Linked DNA regions of Mus musculus: regions 1 and 2 are each linked to region 3. A link is a loop called in an ENCODE intact Hi-C map of the cell type or tissue named here. Cell type or tissue: left cerebral cortex. All regions are shown on one strand.

Evidence for each region. A loop is a pair of places that touch in the nucleus more often than their neighbours do. Peaks named below come from ENCODE experiments on the same cell type or tissue, not always from the same donor. Only the 100,000 strongest peaks of a DNase experiment are listed, where the experiment ranks them.
Region 1: a loop joins it to region 3, with 9 times the contacts of the local background. A loop is called at or near these places in 26 of 42 quality-filtered maps.
Region 2: a loop joins it to region 3, with 7 times the contacts of the local background. A loop is called at or near these places in 29 of 42 quality-filtered maps.

What each region holds. Positions count from the first base shown.
Region 1 is chr1:88,420,492-88,428,491 of GRCm38, forward strand. Spp2 (secreted phosphoprotein 2) reads left to right here. Exons shown (of 8, transcript NM_029269.3): 7 at 92-187; 8 at 5,831-5,947. The coding sequence ends at 177. Among named protein-coding and RNA genes, the nearest start is that of Spp2, 17 kb to the left of the region's middle. In left cerebral cortex, a CTCF peak has its summit at 4,319 (motif pointing right); DNase peaks (open chromatin) are centred at 2,593, 4,332 and 7,669.
Region 2 is chr1:88,452,361-88,460,360 of GRCm38, forward strand. The region is part of intron 1 of Gm29538 (predicted gene 29538); the gene reads right to left. It overlaps Gm28888 (a long non-coding RNA gene), which reads left to right and starts at 7,815. Exons shown (of 3, transcript XR_387232.2): 1 at 7,815-7,956. In left cerebral cortex, a CTCF peak has its summit at 4,507 (motif pointing right); a DNase peak (open chromatin) is centred at 4,527.
Region 3 is chr1:88,702,565-88,710,564 of GRCm38, forward strand. No RefSeq gene overlaps it. Among named protein-coding and RNA genes, the nearest start is that of Arl4c, 4.4 kb to the left of the region's middle. In left cerebral cortex, CTCF peaks have their summits at 2,781 (motif pointing left) and 3,474 (motif pointing left); DNase peaks (open chromatin) are centred at 2,773, 3,438, 4,055, 5,282 and 1 more place; H3K4me3 peaks cover 801 bases; H3K27ac peaks cover 1,046 bases.

The DNA of each region.
Region 1 (8,000 bases), 280 kb before region 3:
GTGTTCTGTGGGCAGCGAGGGCTCAGGTTGTGTTTGCCTTGGTCTCATCCATTTATGCCTGACAGAGTCTGCTTCTCCCTTCCATCCTTAGAAATCATGAGGAGGGGACAGCCTCCCGCCCATAGAAGGTTCCTGAACCTCCATCGCAGAGCAAGAGTAAATTCTGGCTTTGAGTGACATCCTGGAGGTAAGGGACATGTATGACTATTTAGAAGCAGAAGAGACTTAGAACAAGTGCCATGGTATCCTTTCCAGACCCTTTAGTACCCACTCCATCTTCTATTACCTCCTACCTCCTCCATCCATCTTGCTGTGCATCCATCTTGTGAGCTCCCATCTTCCCCTCATGGCATCTGCTGTTACTGATATGACCAAGTTTCTCCACTTTTCCAAGCCACAAAGAGAATATCTCCTGGTCTTCCCAGCCTCTCTACCCCAGTGTTGCCCTCCCTCCATCTTTCCCAGGAGGCTCCGTAATATTTTTATGAAATCCTTTTTGACTTTTCCTTGTCATCTCAACACTGGTGGCCACTTATACTCTCTCAGCCCAGTTCTTTCTTCCCTCTATCGATTACTCTGTCATCGCTTCCTCTTCCTTGATCATCACTGTCATTGATGTGTAGCCTATCTTCAAATGGGCCACACACTCCCATGATCTGGGTCCTTATGTCAACTGTCTGCTAGGGTCATTGGCTGTGGCTGGACTGTGAGATCTGGAAATTCTGCTGGCTTCCTTTCTTGGTTGATGCCGTTGCTACCAACTTCGTTTTCTCAACTTATGGATCATGGGAGCATCAGTGAACCTCCTCTGTCCTTCCTTGTCTCCTGGCATCTGTGGAGTGCGGGGTCGTTTGTTGTATTGACAGATTTATCTAATATCAGCCTGCCATTTCCTTCCCTCGATACTAATGGACTGAATGCATTCTGGCCTTGGGACCTTATCCCACACTGCCTGCCCAGTCTGCTGTCCTTGTGGGCTAAATCAGAGCTGTGCAAACTCCAGACACTGAGCAAATCAGAGTAATGTATTGTACACTCTCCCCCAGTGCTTTGGGGGAATGGTAGACTGAGCCCTGATCTACTAAGCCGTCACCCAGTACGGTGGAGTCTCACCACTCTACACACTCTCCGGTGCCAGGATGAGAGAAAGCAGAATAAGTATTCTGAAAACTCCAAAGGGACTCCACGAGGGAGACACTTAAAAGGAAACTTAAGATACAATTGCAGGAGCTGGAGTGACGGCTCAGCAGTTAAGAGGACTTGTGCTCTCCCAGAAGATCTGGGTTTGATTCTCAGAACCCACATGGTTCCACAGAACTCACAGCCATGTGTAATTTCAGTTCCAGGGGATCTAGCACCCTCTTCTGACCTCCATGGGCACCAAGCACACTTGGTACACACACACACACACACACACACACACACACACACACACACACACACACACGTGCAGACATTCATAAATAGAATGAATAAATCTTAACAATTTTAAATTATATTTAAAATGCAGTTACAGGTGTGGATTCCGGGCACCGACGTTTACAGCACACACACATTACTACCGAAGCCTCGGCATCCGTGTACTTTACATCTTTAAAGAAAACATTGATTGATTTTATGTGTATGAGTGTTTGCCGGTGTGTAAATGTGGGCAACCTGTGCATGCCTGGGGCCCTCATGTGATGGGAACTGAACTTTGGTCTTCTGCAAGAGCAGCAAGCACTTTTAACCACTGAGCCCTGTCTACAGCTCTCCGCACGTGTTAGAGTGTAAACAGCACCGCCTGCTTTCAGACACGATCTGAGCGCCCCAGCATAGCTCACAGCAGCCTTACTGCTTCAACTCTGTGCACACCTCTAGCTTTGTCCTTCCCATACCCACCCCACCCCTGAGCTCCCAGTGATGCCCAGGTTCAGTTTCCAGCACTTGAATGGTAATTTACAGCCGTCTGTAACTCCAGTTCCAGGGGATCCAGTACCGTCTTCTGGTCTCTGAGGGCACCAGACACACTCGTGGTGCGCATACACACATGCAATCACACTCATAGGCTTGTTGAGAGCGGATCCAGGGAGATTCCTGTCACCTTCATCCAGGGGCCCTGCTTTCAGTCCATGACACAGGGCACATCTCTGCTCACTGTGTTTCTTTTGAGCTGGGATCTTTCACTTTGGGTTTTTTTGAGAGACGTTTTCCAGAAAGGCAGCTAAGCGTGGCATAATTAATTTTAACAACTTATGATTTGAAAGAAGTCAGCTGACATTTTACTAAAATGGAGAGAGAAAAAAAAATCCACTGTGGATGAAAGACGCAAGTGGCAGATTTTCTTTTTAATCTAAAAATAAAAACCAACTTCTTGCTGAGATCAAGAAACTCGTCATTTTGAAGAAAGAAACTCATTGTACTCTTTACATACATGCAAAGACCTGCCCTGTGCCCTGTCAAGCATCTGGAGAGGGGAGGGGTTTGAGAACAGAATTTTCAGTAGATGAGCGTGCTTTGCTTATTAATGATATGATTCCACCGACTGTGCATGGATGTATGTGTTGCAACAGAGTGGGATCATCTAACATCTGTGGAGAAATGAATCACCCAGAACACATGTCTTCAGATGCAGCACAGCCTGGAGACCAAGTGCAGCAGCCTCGGCCTGTCCACCGATTGTCACTAGTGTCCCAGTTACATCTCTGGCCTCATGTGACCTTTAGCAGGGCAGGTTTTGAAACAGCCCACAGTGTTGCCTAGGGTCATAAAATGAAACTAGTAACGGCCATACTCTTGTTCTACTGAGGAGGCAGCCCCAGTGTGCTCCAGGCTCTGCTGATCTCTTTCTAAACCTGCACCACTGACTCTGACAGAAATCCAACCCTGAGATCGAGGCTCAGCACCTGCAAGGCTATTTGGGATGTTTTTGTTTGGTGGGTTTGGTTTTTTATTTGTTTCTTTTTCTTCCCATTGAGCCATGGATTCTTTGCAGATGTCTTACTGGTTATCCTTATTGTTTTAGTTCAATGACTAGTGAAGATATCCCGAATGTCTATATAAGGTTACTTATAAAAATATCCCTATTGATTTCATTAAATAATCAGGGTAGGATGGGTGGATGGTTGGTCTTAGTGAGCTTGCTATTCTAAAAATGTGAATCCCATTTTCTCTGTTTTATCATGAGCCTGCCTTAGTCCCTGGATTAAACTAGAAACTGAGCAAGTGTGTCTATAATCTAGTAAATACCATTCCAGTCTTCTCTAAGGTTGCCAGAAATGATTTAATACTAGAGTAGAGAGTAAAATCTAGTACTTAGTAAAAGAGTCGTGATGTTGTTGGTGGGATTCTAAAATACATAGTTTGGAAAACCAAGGTCCAATTCCCGTGTTGCAAAGGGTCTGCTTCTTTATCTTTGTAGTTAGGACAGTTCTGTCTTGGCAATTATGGACTGGCCGAAAGAATCTGAGCTGGGGTGTTTTCCTTTATGCTTCTCTGTGGCTGGCATTGGGATTGTTAGCTTGTGCCTAAGAGCAGTGTCAGAGGCGGGTCTGATGGTGGTTTTGGCCCATAAGTCAATGACAAAAAGATGAGTGCCCCGATTTTTCCACAGCCACTGTTGATTCCTTCAGCCACTGTTGATCAAATGTCCTCTCTGCACCTAGAGAGAGCATGACTCACAAATATGCTTATTGCCTTTGCACCCACTGTCTTGTGTCAATCACATCACATCATATCATATCCTATTGTATTGTATCACACATTACCATACCATATCATATCATATCATATCATACCATATCATACCATAGCATATTATAGCATACCCTACCATACTATATCACACTGTATCGTATCATATCATATCATATACCTGCCATATCATATCATATACCTGCCATATGATATCATACCATACCATACCATATTATATCATACCATATCATATCATACCATACATATCATATCATATCATATCCCTGCCATACCATATCATATCCCTGCCATACCATATCATATCATATCATATCATATCATATCATATCATTTCATATCATACCATACCATGCCGTATCATATTGTATTGTATTGTATTAAATCATTTGTTTCTTAGAGAAGGGAAGCAAGGAGGTCAGAGAGGCCCTGCTCATAGAGGTAGTGTTGGGATTTGAATTTATCTTCTTATGCCTGCTTCCCACGCGTCTGTTTTCTTCTTGTGATACATCTGTATACGAAACTTCAATGCTTGAGATACATTTGCCATGTGCTGAGTGGCACTATATGTACTCTTGCCAAGTAGCCAGCCACAGCTCTGTGTGAGCCATGTACTTACCACCACCAACCAGGTGGGGGCACTGTTCCCTAACACCTGAGGCACGTTGGCCTTTGGGGAGTGATTTCATTGTTCATGTTTCAGACTCACTGGTGAGAATTTCTTGTTATGATCTCCAGAACATGCTTACCTACAGAAGGAGCGAGACTCCACAAAAAGAGTGGGGGACCTGCACGGGGGCCCCAGAGGCAAAACCTGACCACACCCCATTCTCCACTTTCCCCTGGCTCTCATTCCTGCCTGCTCTGCATCTCTTACCAATGCTCTACCACATACAGTGACTTCCCAGGATTTGCAGTGGTTATGCTTTGATGTGCTTGCCTGGGGTCGATCCGATCCATCCCTCCAGGTTGAACTTAGTATGCAACAGCATGCCACCCACTTCCACTGACTACTCCACTCCAAGCTTAAACCAAAGTTCTTCCTTAGAGACCCACCTGTCTCCCTCATGGCTGTGACTAGCATGCCACAGACATCAGTTCAGGCTTCCTTCCTTCCTTGCCCCTCTCCATGTTCTTGGCTCCTCTTCCTTTCTAGCTGAATGTGTCCCAACTCTTCCTGGCAGTTCTTGTTGCCCTCAAAGACTCAGTCACTAAGTCCCCTTAATACAAGTTCCAGGGAACCCTATTAACCTGAAGAATGAAGTCTGAGGTCCTGAGGACTATGGCATATGGGCAGCCCCCCACCCCAGTGTGGTCTCTGTCTGCACCCCTTATTGACATCCTGCCTTCCTCTGCCTCTGCCTCACATGGATGTCTCACACAGTGTGCAATCCCCACTAGATCCTGGGTCTCACGTTCATCCCCAGGTCCGGTCCAGTTCACCTGAGTGCACCTCACTCTGCACTGCCCTTTTCAGGGGCTGATTCCCCCTTGTCTCTGTAGTCAGGCATCTAGAATCTCATTTACAGTGCGTAGTAGGGCGACATTCATCTTCTCCACTGGCTTATGACTTTAAATATTTGGGGAAGTCAATATCGTGTCTTTTTTTTTTTTTTTTAATCTTTACAACCCTCCTTAAATGTTCCACACACTCTTGCTTACTGCACAGATTAACTGATGGGTGGCTGAGCGGATAGATTTGTGGAAATTTGGTCTCTAGCCCTATCTCCTCAGACTGTCACAGCCTCTGGCCAGCCACTGCTTTGATTGGCCCCTCTGTCTCTCATTCACAGACTGATGCCTGGCTAGAGCCCCTGCAAGGAGTTTCTCTGGTCTTCCCTGTTTTGAGACATGAGTTCCTATTCTGTGGCTGTGTCTCTGTCCCCTGATCAGGCTACCTCATCTACCTGTGGTGTTTCTCATCCTGTCTTTGGTCCAAAGCAGGCTGCTCAATGTGGAGCTGTTCAAATCTCCTGTAGCATTTAGATCACTTTCTGAGCAGTGCCCAAGCATCCCAGGCTGAGCCTCCAGCACAGGGATGCTAATGCACACTGTGGTGGTCTAACCTGCCCTTCCTTCTCAGGGTGCAGATGCATACTATGGTGATCTAACCTGCCCTTCCTTCTCTCTTGAATAGATTTCATGAAAGAAAGAGAAGCAGAAGCTGAAATGAAGAAAGGCATGGAGAATGGTGTCTTTTTCCTTTTTATAATCTCCACTCTGCAATAAAGATCTTTCCCTTCCTTTACTGCTCTCTCATTGTCTGGTTTGGAATAGAGCATCACTAAGTATCCAATTTCAGATTAGAGCATCACTAAGTATCCAATTTCAGATGAGAAATTGATGTTAGGAGGCATGAGGAGGATGCTAGGGATGGAGGCTCACAAAGTAACTATGTTTCGAGTGTTTTCAGCCAATTGACAATAGATATTAACATCTTGTTAAAAGCAAGCAGACTCAAGCATCCTGTTGTCTTTCTTTGTAAGTCATCATGGTGACTTTTAGGGCAGGAATACTCTCCCATATGATACAGACAACATGGTACATAACACCATTTGCTCCTTAAGCCCCAGAGAATGGATGAGACGGCACACACCCATGCAGTGGGATGTGACTGACCACACAGCAGCCTGGGTCATCAGGTGGAGAAAATGCTGACACAATAGCGCAATCTGCTAATAACAGAGAACATCTTTGGTGGGAGAACAGGTTACTTTGTACACTGTCCTGTGTTTCTGTACACATAGAACTGTTCCAAGAATAGTTTAGTGGACTGGGGAGACGGCTCAGTGGGTGGGATTGATCAATGCCCATAGGAACCTGAGTTTGAATCCCTAGATCTCATCTATTTAAAAAAATAAATAAATAAAACCAAGGCTAGGTATGGCCACACATGCCTATAGAGCTTTGGGTTCAGCAAGAGATGCTTCTCAAGGAAATAAGGCAGGGAGTGAGGGAGCAGGGTACCTAGGATCTTCCGCTGCCTTCTGTGCGCTTATGGATTTTAACTAAGAAAAAAATTGATTAAGTGGCTAAAGAGTAAGACTCATTGCAATCGACCACTGTGCCTATAGGAGCACCACATACTACTACTGCATTCCTTTAGATTTCTTAGTCTAATAAATTAGCTACAGAATGAAATATCCTCCAAAGTGGGCATTCCCAACAAACCCGCCTAGGGAATAGGGCTCATCCCCAAATCTGCCTCCTTTGGACATCATTTGTGGTTTGGTGTGAGTCGTGTGTGTGTGTGTGTGTGTGTGTGTGTGCGTGTGTGTGCACATGTGTGTGCCTGTAAAACTGTGAGATGGCATCCGTTCTCCCATTAAGAGTTTAGCATGTTGGCACAGCAGTGCTTGTTGGTGACCCTTGAGAAGCTAAAACAGGAGAACTCTAAGTTTGAGACCAGCTTCAGCTTCGTGGTGAGACCTACTCTCACAGAGTTGCTTGTGCCAGCCTTCTGAAAATGACAGCAAGTCAAGATGCTATACAGAATGCTTCTTATATGCAGCTACCTGGCACTTACTGAATGTGTTTCAGGTTTGGCTCCTGCTTGTATCCTGTCATGGTATTTGTTTCAGACACAGACACGTTGTACTGAAGACTGAAGAATTAAAACGTGTTGGGGAATGGCGCTGGTCTGGAGGAGATGAAGATATTCTAAAGATACATGTTTAACCAACATTCATAAAACATAAACTCTCTTCTGCCTTTATAGTTGAATCCAATCACTCCCTCTACCTTGGTAAACTCCCACACTCTGGGCCCACCAGAGTCCTTATCTGTAGACATCTCTGCAGGGCAGCTGTGATTTCCCTTATGGTCAAAATAGGCTAAAATTTACACACAATTTTGTTATGAATCTACATAATTATGTAATTTCCCAGTCTTTGAATTTACTGCACATTTCTTCCACATTCCTCTGGAGAAGACAGCAGCAAACATACATAGGTGTGAAATGGGTGGCCCTTGCTCCGCAATTGTCATTGGTACTGGAGCAAGCCGGAGGCAGGTGTGAACTGTCATTGTGAGTCTGTCTGTTCCTTGGGAGAGTGAGAGCCAGCACCCGCACTGAGCATGCCTAGATGCACAGCAGTGTAGCCCAGGCCTTCTTAGAGGGTAGCTTTTCTGCAAGTATTCACCAGCAAGCTAAAATATCAACACGGTTGATGGAGAAACTGGGTTCGCCAGCTGCTGCCGTCAGTGGAGACATTAGGAAGATGGACTGAGCTGGTGAGATTCATAGACTCCGAGAGTCCCCGGCCAAGGTTGTTTGCAAGAGCTGATGTGATCACGGCCCTTCAGAA
Region 2 (8,000 bases), 250 kb before region 3:
CTAAGCATCTTTACTTGCCAGTGTTTATGGAATGAGTCATTGGTCTGGTTCGAGGCACTATTGGTACTGGAGCCTCTCTGGGGTTCCTCTCAGTTATCAGCTTTGGATCTGTAGGACCGGCCTCTTTATGAGCTCCAGCAGTTCATACATGGGGTAGGCGTTGTGGTGTCAACTCCAAGCCCTGGACCTGGGCCTGGACGCTAGCTGAGTTGGTCAGCCCACCCGCTAACCTGAATTCACACCACAGGGACAAGCTCTCCAGCTCTGCTCCAGTAGCCCATCCAAAGTGCCACAACCAGAAAGAGGCAGGGTCAGCTCTGCACAGCCCTTGGGTCCCAGGCAGCAGCCCATACAGGGGACGTCTGCATGGCCTTTGGTGATAACATGGACATTGACACAGACCCCTGCTGCTACAGGACTCAGGCTACTCACATTGGGCTCCCCACCCTCAAGTCTCCAGTTCGGCTTCTCTTTCTCTCTAATCACACCATATACTTACACATCACCGTAGCTGCTGAGGTGAGTAGGCCATGAGGCTGACAGGCCTCTGAATGTCTTCCACCCACCCATGCTGTGTGGCATCAGACGGACCTTGCAGCAGGCTTTTTAATATGGTCAGGGGTGGGGGAGGGGCGGTGGTCTGAGCTCAGGTTCCCACAGTTCTGCATCGGACACTGACAGACAGAGCCCTCTGCCTAGCATTTAACACAGCAGTTGAGACAGAGAGTAGACAAACGCGTTTATAGATAAAGCCATGAGTTTAGGGAAGATGTAGCTTGTACCAAATAACTGGATTGACTTCGCAGTCAAGTTTCTATTGTGTTTGCAGTACTGTGGTTTCCCCACATTGGGCCTGTCCTGTGTGGTGACCCTGACCTAGGATCTTGGGCTTTTAGTCAGAGGGAAGGAAGCAGGCTGTGAACTGAGGTTGGAGTGTTTGGAATAATATAGGCCAGCTGACTGGATTCCTTGGCAGTGAATGGACAAGCGTAAAAGCAGGCTCTGTGCAGGATACTAGGGATACCTGGACAGACAGGACTAGACCCTGCAGGAAAGACGGTGCTGTGTGCTCACACACAGAAGAGAAATCTGCAAATCAACAAGGTAGGCAGAACAGCAGCTCTTGGTGAAAGGAGACACTGAAGGGGGTGATATTTATGCTAATGGGAGCATAAGGAGGGGCAAGGAAAAGCTTTGTCTTCATCAAAGAAAGTCGTTGCCAGGTAAGCAATCAGGGGACAGCAGGATATGGCGTGTGGCATAAATAAATAAATAAATAAATAAATAAATGGGTCAGAAATGAAATGCTGATAGAATAGGTGGGAAGTAATTTGTGAACGAATTTTTCTGCTCCTCAGAATGTAAGTGGTATTTCTGGGAGAGGTTTTGGGTGTCTTCCCTCACGTTTCCAATTACTAAAGCTAATTATTCACCTCATTTGCATCCTATCTCTAGGCAGGAGCTGGTGAGGGAGGGCCCAGGCCGGTGGATGTCTGTGGTTTGGGGAGGTGGGGGCTCTTGCTCGCTTAAAAAAAAATGAAGACAGTGCCGCTCTTGGAGGTTAAGCATTTTCAGACATATTGGGACAGAGTTTGCCCTCTCTGTTTCCCTTGGGGCTGGTAGATTCCAGATATTTGTTGTAAACAAGTAGTATAAAAAATGACAGGCTGGTAGATAGATGGATTTCATAGACATATAGGTGGATGTAAATAGTAGATGGGTGAAGAATAGGTAGGTGAGAGACCGTAGGAAGATAGGTAAAAATAATGATAAACACAGTTATAAAATATAATACAATGGGGCATGGGGGCTACCTGGTGGGCTCATGTCAAGGTGTCCCCTGAGAAATCACAGCATGCAGCAGATCTGGTATAAAGGAGGTTTATTTGGGGGAAGAGAGGGGAGTGAGGGTGTGGAGAAGGGACAGGGGTGACAGATGAGCAGAGCCATGAGGGCAGAGAAGCGGGGGCAGAGAGAAGGACAGAAAGGGGGAGAGAGAGAGACCGGCTGGAAACATGTGGGAACAGATAGTGACAGAACTGGGGTGGCAAGCTGTCCTTTTGTAGAACACCTGAAACTGGCCCGTGCAGGTGATGGCACAGGTACCTAAGAGGAGCCTAGTGGAATCACCTGTAAGCCAACACACACACAGGATAGATAGATAATAGACAGATGAGGGATGGGTAGATGACAGATATGTAAGACAGATATGTAGATGATGCATAGATTAATACATATTATATTTATATTATATATAATAATTAATATATTGAGTGATTTTACTATATTAATTTATTATATATTATAGATAGATAGATAGATAGATAGGTAGATGATAGATAGATTTACAGAGGTTTTTAGACAAATTCTAATAAGCTACACTAACCAGAGGCAGAAAACCAGCCCCTGCACTTTGCCCTTGACTACACAGTAGAAGCCATTCTGTAATATTCCATCTGAGGATGCTCTGAAGACCAGCCCTGCTGTAGGCCGGCACTCAACACCAGTGGCAATGATGACGTCTCATTACTGAAGAACTAACTTGGCTCCTTTCCTGTTCCAACAGTCCTTTGGTTTTCCCTAACTGAGCTGGCTAGAGGGTCAGGATGTTAATTTTTAGCGAGTGCTGTGCCTTCCTCTGCAGGTAGGACTACCAGCCTTCAACTCCTTCTGCTCTTGGGTGGGGAGACCCCAGACCACAGCAGCCTCTGTGCTTCCCTGTGCTCCAGGGAGTGACAGTCAGCAGCCAGAGGTCTGTGGCTCCCAGTGGTCAGAGGTCTGTGGCTCCCAGCGGCTTGCTGGGAGAGTACTGGGCTCAAACCTATCACCTAACTCCTTCAGGAGAACTGTCTGCCTTTTGCCAGCTTCTTAGTTTGTTTTTCCCAGAGTGGGAGAGAGGAAGAAAGAAGGGGGAGGAGGGGGGAGGACAGAGGGAGGGGAGAGGGAGGGAGGGGAGGGGGAGGGGAGGGGGAGGGGAGAGGGAGGGAGCAAACTCAACTAACTGGCAGGTGGGAATTGTAAAGAATCGAAATTATTTAATTTTGGTTTTGCACCTTTAGATGACACAGTGTGTTTGTCTGAGCTCCCTCACACAGTTTAGGAATTTTATCTTCAAGCTGACCTCAGACTCATGCTATGTACATCTGATTATCTTTATAGATTTTATTTAAAATGTGTGTGTGTGTGTGTGTGTGTGTGTGTGTGTGTTACTGGGGGTTGAACCCAGGGCTCTGTGCATGCCAGGCCAGACCTCCACCACAGACCACTGTCTCCAGTGTCGTTTTTATGGATTTTTTTTTTTAAGTGAGAAATGAGATGAAGGCATTTAAAATGCAGCCAGCCCACCTTTGTTTGAACTGGGAGCTTGCAATGTGTTTCCTTTGAACAACAGGCCATTTTCAAGTTTGTGAAAGTGGTGATGCTCCTCTGCTGGGTCTGGGGAGGCAGTGGTCCTGTCAGGGCTTGCCCATTCTTAAAGAAGACACAGAGTACAGCTGTATCTCTGCTATGTACCGGCTTCACCCAGAGTGACCTTCCCTGTCTGCACATAGGACCTGGGGACGGTATTCCTGTCTGATCCAGCCTAGTGCCAGGAGCAGCTGGGGGCCACTCCTCCAGTCCAGAGCTGGTGCAGTGATCCAGCTAGCCAGTCACACATTTTCCTGCTGCCCTGCCTTCCTTATCCATGGAAGTCAGAATGCAGGCTTCGGCCAAGCTTTCCCCTTATCCCATTCTCCTAGGGTAGCTTCTCCATGTGAGTCTGCCTCAAGACACTCCCTCTTGCCTCTAGATATCTGTGAGCTCTGAAACACTGGTTTTCCCCAAGCCTCCACTGTCTTCCCCTTGGCCTCAACTAACAATCTCACAATAGAACATGCAACACCAATCCAAAAAAAAAAAGCCATGGGCCGTTTCCTACCACTAAAATCCAGGGCCAGAATAATTATGCTATAAAACAGTAGCACAATCATTGGAGATGGGAGATAGATGATTTTATTAACAAATTAGAGAGCCAAAGTGTGGTTGCAGCTTGTTCTGAGCTGAATGCTGGTGTCCACGCCGGCTGGAAATGGTGTGTGTGGGGAGCCTTGTAAGGAATCCCAGAATGAACTCGGCTGCAGTTAATTACAGGTTATTCTCAGCAGACTCATTGTGCCATGCTAGACAATAGTTTTCTAATTCCTTTTCCTACAGGTATAATAATAGCCCTTGGGTTTCTGGAATATATTTAAGTATACATACATGTTCATTAGCCCGCGATTCACAGATCTAACCCAGTGTTCGGTGTCACCCCGTGCTAATTTTCCCTTGAGAATAACAAACTTAATAGGCTTGGTAGACTAAAAGCTACATAGCCGTCGCCTTACGCTTTCGAAGGATGGGTAGACAGGGTTTCACAGAACTGTAATCTAGGGGTGGATAGAGGAAGACCCTGCCCCCTAGTTGTCTCTCCTTCATCCTGCTCTGTACTGACCTAGTGCCTGTAATGGCTGAGGTTTCTATTTTACTGCTTCCTGCCAGCAGAGGGCGCTCCCTAAGAGCATGCCATACCTCCTTAACCACAATGGAACCCTCTCCAGAGGCCTTAAGAAGCTGGCTGTTATGCTGAAAGGAGTCTGATATGGCTGTCTCCTGAGAGGCCCTGCCAGAGCCGTACAAATACAGAGCCAGATGCTCGCAGCCAACCACTGGACTGAGCGCGGGGTCCCCAATAGAGGAGTTAGAGAAAGGACCGAAAAAAAAAAAAAAAAAAAAGAGAAAGGACCGAAGGAGTTGGAAGAGGTTTGCAACCCCACCGGAAGAACAACAATATCAACCAACCAGTCCCCTAAGAGCTCCCAGGGACTAAGCCATCAACAAAGGCATACACATGGCTCCAGCTGCATACGTTGCAGAGGATGGCCTTGTCATCAATAGGAGGAGAGGTCCTTGGTCCTATGAAGGCTCAATAGATGACCCAGTGTAGGGGAACCGAGGGTGGGGAGGTGGGAGTGGGTGGGTGGAGTAACACCCTCATAGAAGCAGGGGGAGGGAGGATGGGATAGGGGGTTTCCACGGGGTGGGGGGTGGGGGTGGAATGGGGAAAGGGAATAACATTTAAAATGTAAATAAAGAAAATATCCAATGAAAAAAAATGAAAAAAGAAGAAGGAGGAGGAGGAGGAAGAAGAAGAGAAGAAGAAGAAGGAAAAGGAGGAGCAGGAGCAGGAGCAGGAGCAGGAGCAGCAGCAGCAGCAGCAGCTGGCTGTTGCTTCCAGGCCAGCAGGAGAATCACTTCTTCCCAGTTCACTATGACAGTCTTACGTAATATCAGCTAATCAAGAAAGCCGCTTTCCATATTCATTACCCAGTTACATTCCTTTGGTTGGAATCCCATCTCAAGTCTAGGTCCCCGAAAGTTACTCCATTATGTGGGCCTGAATTTCTGACTCAAACTCCGCTTCCATAAAGTCCTGCCTGAGACACCTGCTTCCTTTCTCATTGGACTTATCTATTTTGTGTGTATGTGTATTTGCCTGCATGTATGCCTGTGTACCCCATGTGTGTAGTAATCACAGACTGGATTCTTTTGGAACTGGGATTTCAGATTGTCATGTGTTGTCATATGGGTGCTGGGAACTGAACCCAGGTCCTGTGGAAAAGCAGCTAGTGCACTTAGCCACTGAGCCAGCCCCCAACCTGCTTCCTTTCTAAAGAGCCTTAGTCATACAGTGGTTACTTGCTGAGGCTTAGTACCAGGGAAGCCCAAGTTTCTTTCCCTGCCCCTTCCACTAACTCCTGGTGTGTACTTGTTACTTAAGCTCTCTGGCTTCAGTTTCTCTACTAATGAAGCACATACAGAATAAGAACTGGTAGATTAAGAAGAAAGAGGGTATCTAAATGTGGGTATCATATATGCCTGAGAAAGGGAACTTGTGTTTATTTTATCCAAAGGAAAGGGTAGGGTCTAGATACACAAGCTGTGTTTATGAACAGTTTGAAATCACACCTGTGCCTTCACCTACATCTGAAGCAATTATACAAGCTCTTCAAGCAATGGCTTTGATTTGTCTTTGGTAGCTGTGGGCACCAACCAGAGTGATGTCTCTCTGTGGCCATGTTCCAAGGCCATGGACCCACGTGGCAATGCTGTCTGGAATTACTGGGCAGCTAAAGCCAAGGGTCAGGTCCCACTGTATTTGGAAGTAGGGGATCGGAGCCCTGTCTCTTCGTTCTTCAGCAACTTGTTAGATCAGATGTTCTCAGCTTCTACTTCCAAGGCCCCTCGGAGCCCTGAGCAGCTGCATAGCTTAGGTCAGGTGACCTGCTTTAGAATTTGCCTGAGTATGGAGAGGACAGCAAGTCGGCTCACAGGGAGCAGTGATATAAATCTTTCATCCATGTTCCATTATGAATGACCTTATAATTTGGGGTAAAGAATTTGAACGTTACTCTAGGCAGCGAGGAGCCATTAAAATATTTTAAGTGTGGAAATGACATGATCAGATTTGCATATCAAAAATCCCTGGCTCTGGGATTGTGGGAAGGGGAGGCTGTGGGAAAGAGCAGTCATAAGGTTGATGCAGTAATCTGGGAGAAAGATGTCAGGACTGTGGCTTAGAGCAGTGACCGTGGGAATGGACAGAGGCCTGGTGTTACTTGCGTCTCTCATCGCTGTGACCAAATACGTTACAGAACCACTTAAGGGAGGAAGGATTCAGTTTGGCTCATGGTTTCTGACTAGCTTCAGTCCATCATGATAGGGAAAGAGTGGCAGAATTCACAGGGGTGGGAGCTGTGGTGGGAATGTATCGCATGGTGTACACCAGTGTAAGACTCTGGCAAGCCTTAACTCTGGCAAGACCCATCCCCAAGTGAACAACGGGGAGCTGGGAACCGATGCAAAAGCAAGAGGAATTTTTATTGTTCCAGCATGTTGGCATCACCCTGCACACAAAGGATTGAAAGATCAGCGAGTTTTTATACACCTCTCAGAGTAGCAGCCATGAGGCACAATGTGATTGGCAGAACAGTGTGACCTTTAAACTGATTGGTCTTTTGGGAATGGGGTGGCAAGGACGTTCCTTGTCTGTAGGTGGCCAATGGTCCTAGAATGTGTCTGTGTGCTCTGGGCCTTCCCTAATGGCAGGTGGCTGATTGTCCCCCCACCCCTACCCCACACCCCCCCCCCTGGTCTGAGGAATGTAATTAGCCCCTCCCTTCCAGAGGGGAGGGGTGCCTATGTGTTCTATGACCTTTCTCTTCCAGGAGGGAGGGGGCTGGTGGAATTTTCCAAAGTTCCTGAGCTGACCTCTTCCCAGGAATCAGTGAGAAGGTTCTGACCACAGAAAGGTATGACCTCTGAAAGTTGGCCTCTAGTGAGCTAGGTCTCTCCACTAGTCTCCATGTCACTAGGGTTCCACAATCTCCAGAAACATCACCGTCAGCTGGGAATGCTGAGTGCTCGGATACAGGGACCCATGGAAGATACTTCTGAGTGGAACTATACCACCTGGGGAGAAGAACTGTGAGCATCTGATGGCTGACTCCATGGAGACGAGGAGGAATGGCAACAAGGAGGAGGCAGACCTCAGTTTCTGAGGCGGGGAGCACAAGGCAGGTTGGAGAGGAAGAAAGGAAGTCAGGGCTGGCCACATGGGGCTGAGATGTACATAGAGCATCCAAATGGAGAGGTGTGGTGGGCGGTGCCATGAGGGGGCATCTGTAATGGGCTGGGGAGAAAAGAATGGAGGAGAAGAAGGGAGAGAGAGAGAGAGAGAGAGAGAGAGAGAGAGAGAGAGAGAGAGAGAGAGAGAGAGAGAATATGAGAGAGAGAATATGAGAGAGAATATGAGAGAGAGAATATGAGAGAGAATGATAGTATGAGAGTGGGCAGAGCCTACTGGAAGACTTGGGAACACCACCCTAGGAATGCCCAGATGGATGCAGAGGGCAAGGATGGAACATGGAACAACAGGTGAGTGTTATATGATGTGGTGGTTTATTAACTATAACCCCCCA
Region 3 (8,000 bases):
CTAATCCATTTCCACCGCGTGGTTTCACGCTCTTTGGTGCCCTAGTGTCTTGGTCCCTATTCTTCCTTGATGCGTATGCTCCCTAAGTCTAGGGTGTGCCCAGGAGGCTCAGTTAAGACTACCTACCACCCACCTGCCTAGATAACTCCAGACATTTCTTTCTCAGACACCCATTTTGGAGCCTTGCTTTATGCTTCCCCACCCCTTCCCCACCCCCTCCACTCTGCTGACATCCCAGATTAGGTTAGTCTTAAAGCAACCTTTGTCATTCTACCTTGAGAACCTACCAGGGATGGGGTGAGGGTAGGGGATGGGGGAGGTCCAAATCACCTGACCAGGCTTCAGGAAAGCTAGGTCACTAGAAGACCCTAGCTAGCTTGGAGCTGGTGGTGTGATGAGTCACAAATACATATTTTCTGGGTTCCATTTCGTGACTCCATTCAGTGGTTTTATCCTACCTTGTAAAACGTAGCAAATGAATATTATTTCTGCATGTGGAGGGAAGTCGGGGGGGGGGTGATTATGAGTGACACAGGTTTGATGATGATGGGAACTAGAGATGACAGCCAAGGGGAAAATGGTTTACATTTGTGTAGGTCAGGCTTCTGGGTCAGAAAAGGTTGCAAATGTAATCCAGGGAAAGAAAATAAAAATGCTTATCATTTGTGATCTTAAAAATTATATATATACACACACACACAGAGAGAGAGAGAGAGAGAGAGAGAGGAACCTTCCTTTCTAATGCTGTTATAATACATGATTTCATTTGTACTAAAGCCTGTGAGAAAAATCACACCTGTTCAATTCCATCTTTTAATTCTCACAACTCCAAAAGCCAGTCTAGGCTTCCACCAGCTAGACTCAAGCCCAGGGACTGGTGATGGATGTTGGTGCTGGCAAGGTCCACTCAGATTACCTGTCCAGCTTGCTAGAGGAGGAAATTTAGGTCTGTGTGCTGGTACTTGCTAAGGGGACCTCAGTGCAGACAGCCTGCCTAAGATCAGTGATGCATTGGTTCTGGGATGCTTTCCAATGGGCACCCCCTCCCCCCCCCCCCCAAAAAAAAACAGGGGCACAAAAATTTGTCTCAAATTAATCTCAAATTGAGTTGGCAAAGTGATAAATACATTAATATAGTTCTGGATACATGGAAAATGTTTAGGATAAGGGTTTTCTCTTCTGGCATGGCTGGATCCTGGAGCTCACCACTAGACACTAGGCCAAATCTTCACCCGTCCTCAGTTTCCCTCTGTGCCCATCCTTTTAACTCCTGTGGCCTCACATCCTTTTGTTTGGGACCTAGAAGGAAAGGGCCTTCAACAAAAGTTCAACTTCAACAAAAGTTCAGAACACACATTTCTTTGGCCTGCCTCGTCTGCTTCAGATCCAATACTTGGATTGACATGGCTCCAGCCTAAAATGTGGTGGTTCCCACAGAAGAATTCAGGGACCCCAAAAGGGCAGATAGACAAAAATAAATGACTTGAGGGGCAGTGAAAATGGCTGAGTGGGTGTCTGCTGTGAAGCATGGATTACTGAGTTCCATCCCCGGCTCCTACACATGGGAGGAGCGAAAAGATTTCTGAAAGTTGTCCTCTGTCCTCCACATGTAATGTGTTTGTGCATGCACATGCATACATGCTAAATGTATGTTTTTAAAAATTTAAAAGGCAGTAAATCCAGTTTAATTCATGTCACGTTTGTTACTGGGAAGGCAGAGTTTTGTGTCTGGGGAGGAATTTTCTCTTCTTTCTTGTAGGCATTTCCTAAAGAGAATCTCCTTCTCTGGGTTGAGTCTTTTCTTGCTCTGTCCTCTCTGTCACAGGCAGGTGAGTGGCTACCTTGGGACTTTCAGTAAGGCTCTCACAAATGACCCAGCATATGATATGGTGGTGCCTCTTGCTCCTGTTCCCAGTTGGGATTTGCTTTTACTTTAGAGGAATCAGAGGATAATTTTGATAAGATATGGCACTTGCCTTCTTCTTACTGTTCTGATCACTGCCAGCTGCATCTTGGCTGTGTTTGCTCTCTTTGCATTTTCCACCTCATGGTGTCACTCAGCAGTTAAGGGCTGTCTGTTGTCCAGTACAAAAAACAAAACAAAACAAAACAAAACAAAACAAAACAAAAAAAAAAGCAGATTAATAGACATACAGCCTTCCAGAAGAAAACCATTACACAGCTACTCACTATCTTTGAATAGCTGTGGCCCTCCATTCTAATTTTGCTCACTGGGCAATAAGTTGATTTAACAGCTGATAATTTAACTCCTAATGCATAAAAATATCATTGGGTTGAGGCAAGTGGGAATTTCCTTCAAATGTGGAGTTCAACTGAAAGGCCCTGGAGTTGTAGGGAGGAAAAACAAACAAACAAATATTTACTAACCACACCGGCCAGACACTCCAGACCCACAATGAGCCTCTTTTTCATGACCATCCCTTAAGGTAGATATCCTGGGCCATGCTGACAGACAGGAAGGACTATAGCCACTCCCCCACCAACCTAGAGCTTTCGTCTCTGAAATGTACCTAACCCGAGCGAAGCGGCACTTCTGAGGAGTGAGTGGGATCACAACGGTGTTTGGCAGCGTGCCTGGCACACACAGTGCCCAGTAAATAGTGCCTTTGATATGAGCAAAGAAATCAGTGATAAAGAGCACATAGCCAGTGGGGGCTGGAGAGATGGCTCAGAGGTTAAGAGCACTGGCTGCTCTTCCATGGGTCCTGTACCCATATGGTGGCTTATAACCATCTATAATGAGATCTGGTGCCCCCTTCTGGCCTGCAGGCTTACATGCAAATAGAATGCTGTATACATAATAAATAAATACAGCAAAAATAACATAACATAACATAAAAAGTACACACCCACTTCCAAAGTGTATTTCCCCTGAGCCGACACTACTGGCTGTACTGTGCCTCTGTCTTCATTTTAATTAACCAGGCCAAGACATTTCTCAAGGAACAGTGAGCTCCGTGCGGGGCCTGTGATATATTTCTCAAGAGCGGAGCTCATCAACAGACAAGCTATTTTTGCTCATCTTCTGACACAAGACTCTACATCCAAAGATGGATTCAGTTACTTCAAGTGTACAGAATGGAATAACTCGGCAGGAACTTTGAAATCGCATCCTGTAAGATTCTTTTTCTCTCCTTTGAAGGGCTTAGAAATATGTGTCACCAACTAAAGTTGCTCTCCTGTGAATCAAGTGAATGGAGTAGGAAGTTGCATAGTAATTATCTTTGCCTTTAGTGAGGCTAATAGCATAAAATGCAAAGGCTGAGCCTCGGGGCTATCCTTTACCAGGGACCAGGATTCTGATCAGAATATGGGAACTCACGACTGCACGCATGCGCACCTGCCAGAACGATGACTGCGTGTACAGACTGGAAACCTGCTGCGCAATGCAGGGCTCAGATTCACACCCCGTGCCTGATTGTGCTGGTGCTGGAGCGCCCTCTACCGGTACGCTCTAGAAATAGGCAGAGGCCCTTGCGGAGGAAAAGACCAAAACACATTTACTGAAGGCTTGAATGGATGGATCCAGATGGATCATCCCTGCCCCGGTTGCCTGCGGAAGTTATCAGCACTCCCAGAGACATTACTGGCTAAGCTTAGAGAGTCAATACGGTAGGGGATGCCTGTGTGTGGGCTCAGAGCTTGGGAATACCTGCCAGGACCCCTTGCAGTTTGTGGAGAACAGGAGAGGACAGTGTTGGGGGAGGGGAAGTCTGGCAGGACCTGGAGGGGTTTTGCTCAGAAGCTGGGGGGCCAGGATGGGCATGGGGAATCAGGAACTGATGAGCAGGGATGGAAAGCCAGCATCCAGGAAGCCTGTGATGAGTTTAGAGAGGAGGAGCAGCCAGTGACTGGACCTGACTCAGCAAAGGCTGAGGCAGCAGGGACGCAGGGAGAACAGGGCAGGAAGAGGTATGGAGGAACGAAGCTGGACGGTGAGAGTGAGGCCTGCAGTAGCCTGGTAAAGCCGGGGCCTTGATGAAGAAATGTCGATAAGCCTGAGAAAGTGACTATATGTGTCCCAATCACTGCTCAGTTCTCAGTCTCCACACTGAGTGAAACGCCAGCACAAGGCGACCGTAAGATACCCACGCTAAGGGGAGGCTGGTGACTGGGCAGGAGGCTAGGCAGAAACAGACAAGCATCTCCTATGCCTGAGGCTTTAGTTTTATTCAAGCGGAGAAAAAGATGGGAACACAAAGGATCTGCCGTTCAATTATCCTTTCAAGCCCATGATTTTAATAAAAATGTCTTTTTCAAAGTCAGCCTGTTTTATTTTCAATTTGCGCTAGGCCACGGGGTTGGCACAATTCTGCTTCTGCTGTTTCTAACAATTACTGCTGCTGGGGTCTGGTACTCTTGTTGCTGATTTGATAAAAAAGAAAAAATAATAGCCATATAACTCCCCCTCCCATTCATCTCCTCACCAGAAAGGAAGATTCAGAAGCCATTATTTATCAATCCCACTTTTATAAATAAATGACAGGATATCTCTGTTTCTAAGGCTAGCTGTACCTTCTGCCTCAGCCTCTCAAGTTCCAGGATTACAGGTGTGTGCCACCACACCCGATTTTCAAATGTGTTTCTTATTAAGGATTTTTAAAAAAATGTCAAAAAGCCAAGCCTTCTTCTAACCCTTAAGTGTTATCTACTAAATGGATCTTGATAAGGATGTTAAGACCCTAACTTGAGAAGTCTGGACTCTGGGGTTGCTGGGATGACCAGTTCTCAGGGGGATACATCATTTGAACTGAAGGAAGGATAGCTTAGTGTGCAAAAGTCATTTCTACTTGTTTAATAAAGCAATCACCTTAATTAGATTCCTACTCTAATAATGCCAGAGAAAAGAAACACACAGACACACAGACACACAGACACACACACACACACACACACACACACACACACACACACACACACACAGAGAGAGAGAGAGAGAGAGAGAGAGAGAGAGAGAGAGAGAGAGAGAGAACAAATTTCCAGTGATTAGAGAGTTACCCCATGAACTGAAAGGCATGGGATGGAAGCTCAGCTGCCCCTCCCTCCTCCCCAGGTGAACTGAGATGGTGTTTATTTTCATTTAATTAAAGCCCTCTTGGCCAGCCCCAGGAGACAGAGAACAATGGTGCTCTGTTAGGTCTATCGGCTCCCCTAGCTGCTGCCAGCCCTCCCTAGGTCTAATGTGTGGTCACCCAGGATGCTCCTTCCTTTGGATACAACAGCCGGCTTTGTGTGTAGCCATCCTCCGGTAGATGTGGCACAGGCGTCTGAATAGAGGCCTTTGGCGCTCCTCGCTGCTTGGCAGGGGAGCTGGGCCCACTTGAGATTATTCTTTCCTTCTTATGAGTTACTGGAATTGTGTAACCTAATAGTTTGCCCATCCATCACTGAAAATACCTTTCACTCGATTGCTCCTGTCCCCCCACTTCCAACCTCCCGAAACTATTTGCCCGAAGACACTGGTGACCAATGGGAAAACACAAAGGGGTATTGGCTCCTTTCTTACTCAGTCTTTTCAAGTGACATTCTACCCACGAAACTCTTCTCTAAGAAACCTACTGGCCTAGCACATAGCCTTCTTCACAGGATGCAGGACTGAGTCAAACCCAAGATGGTAGACATGCTTACAGTTTCAAGTTGCTCCACCCATAGTCTCCGTACTTGTGCCTGTGAGGCACGTCCCTTCTGCATCTCAGATCCTGACCTGTGACCTGTGTTCTTGGCCACAGGCCCACAGAATGGGACTGTCCCCACACCTTCCTTCTGAAGATGCTCTTCCTCTCATCCCTTTGTCCATGTCTACTGCTCAGAGTTTCTGACTCTCAGAAGCTGGAAGTTGGACACAGTGGCACTTGTCTAAAACCCTAGCTTTTGGGAGGGACAGACTCTTCCTCAGCATCAGAGCTTGCACAGGGTTAGTGTCTTTCACGTCTCTCTGACATCCTCAGATACAAGATGACTCAAGGAGCTCTAGAAATGAAGACACTGAATGTTTTCAGCAACCCTCAGTGGTATTTCTTCAGTTGAGCACACCTGCCTTGATTTAAGCCTTTGAGGGATGCAGTATATGGTTCTATTTTTGCATGTGTTCCGGCATCACCTACCCTGTCTGGGAATAGGGAAGAGGTAACTGATAGAATTACCCTGGTAACGAATTACCATGAATTAACGTGGTAATGAATTGGAATTAGCCTGGCAATGAATTACCATGAATTAACATGGTAATGAGTTGGAGCCTTCCATTGGTGGGGCTCTGCCATCTTGGGATAGCTGAGCTCCCTGGAGCAGCCTTCTGGTCAGGGGCAGAGACGGAGGCTTGGCTGAGAACGCCAGGCTCAGCTGCTTTCTTCTAAGTAGGCATCACCACCGCCAGCATTCTAGAGAAAGACAGAGGAGGGTAGCCATCCGCATTTGCTTAGCTTCATAAAGCAAGATGCCCAATCCCTGCAGGGAGTTGATTAGTGGAGGAATTTAGCTCTCAAAACCCAAACCTCTACCTCTAGCATGGCCTAGCCGAGCATCAAGCTGACTCTTTGGGCCCAGAGTTGCTAGGCAACAGTAGAACAAACAGGAAAGAAGCAACCCACAAAGAAGCACAGAGATAAGATAAAAAGATATTTACAACAAAAGCAAAAGAATAAAGCACGGGGAGTCTTAGCACCCCCTTTCATGTTTCTATTCTTTTCTTTTCCTTCTGGTATTTCCATTCTGGCCAAATATATCATTTTTAAAGGAGATATGGCCGTTTAATTGCTGACAACCAAGTAAACTTTACTCTCTCAAGAAACTGATATTCAAGAGATCCAAGGAATGAAAGGGTGACGTATTTTTGAGCATTTTGATGGGGTACAATGTTCATATAGTAAATATATATTTTAAAGGGTACAAAAGCCTGGTCAATAGGAGTCTCCATTTCCCCAGAAAGGCTTCACTCCTTATGGGTGACATTTGTCAAGGGCTCCTGTGTCCTCCAGACCTTTAACCATTCATTTTTAGGGAAGTGTTCAGCTCTGGGTCTGAAATGATCCTCAAAGCCTTTGTCATCATGTTCTTTGAAACTCTAGAAAGGGGTATCCATTTAAGGGACCTGTGTGATGGTGGGAGGAGGCCCCTTTCTTCTCTACCCCTCTCTACTTCCTAGACATCATGAGATGAGCATCTGTACAGCACCAGGCCCTCCTCACAATGATGCTCAGCCCCACCAAACACTTAGCAATGCCAGGACAAAGTGACCATGAACTGAGACCGCTGAAACTGTGAGCCGACACTAACCTTCCCTTCTTTCAAGCAGTTAGTTGGTCAGGTATTTACTGCAGCAGTAGAGGGCTGATTAACAAAGAGAGCTACACCTCTCTAGAATCCTACGCAGAAGAACCCAGGAGAAAGGTCACACATTAAGCTGGCAGTATAGGGTTGCTGGCCAAGCTAAAGTAGGGCCAGGAACCCCCAGTGCAAAAGATCCCAGAGAGAAATGTCAAACTTCTCTGAGAAAAGAAGATGCTACTAGACTTTCTCTGCTGTGGTAATTGAAATCTTCTCTTGACAGCCCATTCCAGGAGGCACTCATGGGGCCCAGTTCACTTTGTGATAGATACTCTGTGTGAATTTCTGAACCTGTAGATCATGTAACATCTCTGCACCTTAGCTCTGCAGACAGCAGGCTGTACTCCTGCTTTCTACCCTCCTGAGCCAATTCTTCTGGGAGCTAGCCCTGCTCACCTCTTGCCATTATGCCTATAGCTGCTGGTTAGTATTTTGTTGGTCCAGATGAACCCAAGTTTGGTCCATTTGGGGTGTGCTGGCTCAGATTGGAGAAGCAAGACAAACTGAAGATACCAACTCCAGAAAACAAGCCAGTAGTTTGTCAACTCATGAGGAGCAAGAAGGAAGATACAAGATAAAGAGGAACAAACACAGAGAAATGAACGTAGATTTAATTCATGAGCTGTCTTCCATCCACGCTGGGGTGTGATAATGTA